Regions from separate parts of the Homo sapiens genome. Here region 2 is linked to region 1. A link is a contact called in ENCODE Hi-C or POLR2A ChIA-PET data. All regions are on one chromosome and are shown on one strand. Each heading gives the region's core, a stretch centred on a gene start or an enhancer-like site at or near the end of the contact. The rest is flanking DNA. Distances are from core to core; before and after follow the strand shown.

Region 1 (2,700 bases), core at 188-2,687:
ACTCACATGTATGATGTTGACCAAGTCTCTTCATCTCTCCAGCTCTTAGTTTGCTTTCTGTTTAATGGAGTATGAGCTAAACAAGGATAGAAAATAGACAGCAAGTCATTTCAGTAATTGTAAAACCTAACTGGAACTCCAGGATAAGATCCTTTTGCAAGGAAAAATTACTATCAATGTTCATACCAATTTTTGCTTTGGTGACATTTGGAGCTATGTATACATTTCATAAGATATACTCCATATCAAGCCATCAAAATCGTCACATATATATGACATGCTAAAAGCCCAAATCAAAAAAGCATTTTTAAAATATAAATCAGAAACACAATGGAATTAATTTATTTGCTTTTACTATTTTTAACATTACATATAATTTAAAATATATATGACTATGTACAGATATATTAGACAAGTTTAGAAAACAGAAACCAAATTGTTTCCAACAGAGAGGATTTAATGGAAGAAACTGGTTTCACAGGTGTCAGAAGGTTGAATAAGTAAAGTCACATAAAGGTAACTCAGGAAGTAGCTACAATGCCTGAGGTTAGGGAAATAAATGGGAAAAGATGGGGATAACAGGAGGAGGAGCCACCAGACCTGGTGCTCTAAGGAAGAGGCTTGGGTTGGCTGCTGCTGGCTCTCTGAGGGAAATGTTCAGGCATTTCTGGAAGTGCCAACAGGAACTGGAGGCTGGAGCCACTTCCACAATGGAGGCCACCAACTAACGCTTAGGAGAACTGCCATTTTAGAGTTGAAGCCAGCAAGAATAAAACAAATTTTAAAACAGGAAGGAAGTCTTGTCTCCTCTTCCAATCCCCATTCCTCAATAACTTCAAGTCTCACTCCAATACTTTCAAAAAGCTGCCAAGGGAATCAGAGGTATGAAATCTGCAAAGTCACAGCCCTAGCATTACAAACTAGTGTCAAAAAAGGAGGACACGTTGCTGAGAGACAGCAGGCAAATTACTTGCACAACTTTGCTTTTTAAGAAAAGTAAAGGTTAATTGCATTGTAGTTAATAGCACAAAAATTAACATTGAAGAAAGTATCTTGCAAAACATGAGAATTATGGGGACGCTTACATGAACAAATAAGCACATATAAGCAGAAAAGAGAAAGTTGTCCCATGATTAGGAACAGAAAGCAGAAAGAGGGAGGTAAGAAAAAAATATGGACTTCATGGAAAAGATTTATGTTAAAAAAGGAAAAATGACACTAATGTTAAAATACAATAATCATAATATTAAAAGTTCTATATAATTAAATTAGGTTTCAGGTATGAGAAATTGACCATTATATTGGTGCCACAAGTCATCATGAAATGTCTAAAATCTATGATTACTGGGCTTCTAGGCTCATGGCATTTGCTTTGTCAACAAGTGCCCCAGAGTTAAGATAGACCAATAGTGACATCTGCTGCCATGGACTTATTTTTAAAAGGGCCAGTCTTGACATTTGCAAGTTAAGATTCCTGCCAAACCACTGGCCTTCTGCTGTGATGAGTCAGCATTTCTGGAACTCCTGTTTGTCATCTGTGCTATTAGAAGATTTTCTAAGGTGAACACAGAACATGGGAAAATGAGAGAATGTTTGAAAATGTAACTAAAACAAACAAAAACAGTAGGGACAGAGGGAGTAAGTGACGAGACAGAAACTTCACATTGTCTTTTCACATCCTGTTTTTCCTTTGGCTAAGTAAGTCCCAATTAATCTTGCAGTTGTTAGCAAGCATAAGCATGTTTTCAGTGAAAAGAAGGATTAATTTAACTGTTGCCAGCTTCAGTAGATTCCAACCCAAAATTTACAGCATAATATTTAGACCAGAAAAAAAAAATAAAAGTCCAACAACCAAAGGAGGGTATGTGGGAAATTTTTAGAGCAACCCTTGCTTAGGAAACCACTTCCTAGCTAAGTGTTTACCTTGATTATACCTCTTTCAACATCTGCTGACCCTCTGCTTCTTCCTTTTTCCTTTCTGAAAGGCAAGAGAACATAAGGTTTGAATCAAAAATATATTTTTGATATTTAAAAAAACATATTATCACCAGTGTAAAGTGGTCAGTGTGGCTCATTTATATGAACCCACAAATATTACCTCAAGAAAATCATGAGTTAATTTATTTGCTCTAGAAAAAAAATGGCAAATTATATGAATCTCTACCCCAGTTATGAAAGAAGATGAACAAAAGAGACAGATGTTTCAGCTGATGGAGAACTGAATTAAGAGTTCTGGCTAGTACACGTTCTAGTTATGAAATAAGATGAACAAAACAGACAGATGTTTCAGCTGATGGAGAACTGAAGTAAGAGTTATGACTTCTAGTACAAGGTTCTGACCATGCCTCAATGTGTCATCTTGAGGAAATTACATAACTTCTCTGAGCCTTAGTTTTCTCTTCTGTAAAATGAAAGGATGAGGCTATATGAGGGATGAAAAAATGGGATGCAACTCATTTCCCTTCTTGGGTTAACTGGCAATAGTTGCCTATGAGTTAATTGCTGTAACTCATAAGCTGCACCCAGACTCCATGGAAAAGAGTGCTGACTAATTGGCAGGGTCTGCTGTGGACAACATAAATGTGAGCAGCTGCATGCACATCACACAGATATCAATTCACAAACAAGACAATTTATTACTTTTTCTTTAGCTGTAGATTCTGTTACCAGCCATCATTTTTAGTGCCTACTGTATTTTAG
Region 2 (2,700 bases), core at 195-2,694, 64 kb after region 1:
GCTATGATCACACCAATTCACACTAGCCTGAGCGACAGAGTGACACCCTGTCTCTTAAAAAAAAAGACCAAATAATTATCAAATAAACACTAATAGAGCATTATAATCATATATCTGCCACATTTTTCAATAATGCTTTGTTTTTTTAATCTAGAAGTTAGATATATGGACTTTAGTGATTTGATATAAAGACAAACTCAAGGCTTGTTTATGTTTACATAACAAAACAAAAATTATGTGAATATATATGCAATTGCCTAAATTTTTAGTGAATTGATGTATTTTATGAATGCAATTAGAAGGTAACTCAGTAACATTAAGAATAACTAAATTTTTACAGTACAAATGGTCACATATTATCCTCTTGAAGTAATATGTCAAAGTACTTTAAAATTATAATTATTAACTTTAAATTAAAGAAAATTTTGCATTTATATTTCCAACTGTTTAAGCATGACTAAATCTGGCCTCATCCTTTCTTTCTAGTCTCAGCACCGAATTACTCCCTCCATGTGTCTCTAAGAAAACCGTATCAGTGTTTTTTTATGTTTCCCAAACCCATCATACTAGTGCTCATTTCATTCTGCTACCTGGAAAATACCTTCCATTTTACTGCCTAGATAAATTATCCTCCATCTTTAAATGATGATATTAATAATATTGACGCCCAACTCCAATATCACCTTCTCTGTAAAGTCTTCTTTATTTTCTCAGAAATATAGATTGGCTCTTCTGTGCTGACAGATTTTTTTCTTTGCCAATATAATAATAAATTATGATTTGATGTCTATGTGCTTTAAACCTAAGTTACAACGAATGTTCCTTAAGACTAGGACCTGCTTCAATCGTTTTTTTTATTCTAGCACAATACCTGAGATAGAATCTCAACAAATATCTTTTAAAAGAGAAAGGGAAGGGCAGAGCAAGAAGGAAAAGAAAGTAGTTAGGTGTTCATTCTAATAACTCCACCTACTTTTTTTTGGAAAATTATCAGAAGCACAAATTATCACATGGTTGGAAATCTATGAACTATCACCAGCACAATTCAGATGTCGGTAGACTTTCAAAGTATTTCACATATCAATATAGCATTTTAATATTTGGAACTATAGCAGTAAGAAGTTATATAGGTGTTGAATCAACATCTGACTATTACTGCAAGTCTTTGGGAAAATAGAAGTTCTGAGTTATTACTCAAATGATAATATCAATAAGATCTTGTTTGATTTTTTTTAAAAAGCACATGATTAGGGTGAACAGCTTTCTAATTAAAAAACAGTTAAACAAAACTTGGCATTTATAGGAAAGAAAATCATATTGTTTTTAAGAAAAGAGTTTCAAGTACTAGCTAACATTTACTTCAAGCAACAGTTTCCCAGGAATGAATTGCTACATACTAATGGGGTCAAAGACACTAGACGATTCTCCAGAGGCCCTTTTCTATGGAAAGGGGCTTCCAAAATAGTGGGAGTGGAAAAAGAAGCTAGGGAACTGTTTCTTCATGCACCAAATGCCTTCTCAGAGTACTAACATCTGTTTCAGTTTACATACTTTAAGTATGACTTTACACATGGAAATTAAACTTAGGCATCATGCCTAAGAAGAGGCCTGTCTGCAAAAGAACAACGTGTACTATCACCAGCTGGAATTTGTATAGGTCCACATTCTACAAGCACAATATCCTGTGAGCCGCAGTCCCAAAATCCAAATGTCACAAAACATCATCCTAACGTTCGTGAAATGTTTATAGTAGAGAGGGAAAAGACAGTGAGAAAGAGGAATATAATTGAGAAACAATATGGAGAAGTTCTAGAATTTAAGATGCAAGAAATACTTTTGTACATAAAGACCACTAAAAATCCAAAGATCTTTTTGCATTTATTTATATTAAGAAATACTCATTCTATAACATTCCACTAAGTTTATTTATTAGACATTTACAATATTTTTTGATTCACTAACAGAATAATTATAATCTCTGGTTAGGCAAGCATAATGCAAACCTGCAAAAATAATGATGCTCCTTTGCTGCCACCATGTGGTCTGTCTGTATTTTTGCAGTTGTGGCTTCAGTTTCTAAATAATTTCACACTTGGTTCTGAAGCCATCAACATCAGCTCAGATCTCTAGTATGAAAATACCATTAAAAACTTGAAGAATACAAGATCTTCTGCAATGTCATTTACATACCAATGAATTGCCAATCAATTGATAGTAAACAGGAGCCAACAATGTAGGAAGCATTGTATTATGTTACCTAGAAAAACAATACATTGTCTTGTGTTCAAAGAGCACACATCTCTTAACATCAAAACATAGAAAAATCAAGGACTAATACGCAGCGACTCAAGAATTATCATATAATTGGATGGCAGTGAGTCGTAAAGAAAACTTCCAAGTTCTCTGAGTGGAAAGTAGAAAGGTGCCTGAGAATGTTCGTGGAAGAGAATGGAAAAGTTGTATGGCTGTTAGAAGAGAGTTAGATAGATAGTATGAAAGCAAGAGAGCATTTTAGGTAGAGGTAACATTAAGTAAAGGTCCAGATGTAGAATCTTTAATGAATATTCACAGAATAATTTCTATAGTGAAGTTTATGAAGTCAAAACAAAGAAAATAGATTAGAAAGATAGGTCGGGTCAATTTATGACAAGCCTTTATTGCCAGACCAAGAAGCCTGGATTTTAGCCTATAGATCAGGGA

Evidence for each region. Hi-C counts contacts between places; a loop is a spot of excess contacts on that map. ChIA-PET counts read pairs that join two places held with the same protein, here RNA polymerase II (POLR2A). Pooled maps may share reads with other maps.
Region 2: a map of ascending aorta shows a loop between it and region 1 (13-fold over the local background). The contact joins two enhancer-like sites. A Hi-C loop is called at or near these places in 19 of 168 maps with a recorded cell type or tissue (CD4-positive, alpha-beta memory T cell, Caco-2, IMR-90 and 16 more) and 22 of 50 pooled maps. POLR2A ChIA-PET finds 5 or more read pairs at or near these places in 2 of 52 experiments (AG04450 and MCF 10A).

The regions. Positions count from the first base shown.
Region 1 is chr2:189,346,219-189,348,918 of GRCh38, forward strand. It overlaps a transcript of COL5A2 not described here. Among named protein-coding and RNA genes, the nearest start is that of WDR75, 94 kb to the right of the region's middle. Within about 2 kb of position 1,438, at least 6 of the 41 ENCODE cell types and tissues checked have a DNase peak (open chromatin) inside an H3K27ac peak, as active enhancers do; they include ascending aorta, where a contact is called at or near this core.
Region 2 is chr2:189,410,512-189,413,211 of GRCh38, forward strand. It overlaps a transcript of COL5A2 not described here. Among named protein-coding and RNA genes, the nearest start is that of WDR75, 30 kb to the right of the region's middle. Within about 2 kb of position 1,445, at least 3 of the 41 ENCODE cell types and tissues checked have a DNase peak (open chromatin) inside an H3K27ac peak, as active enhancers do; they include ascending aorta, where a contact is called at or near this core.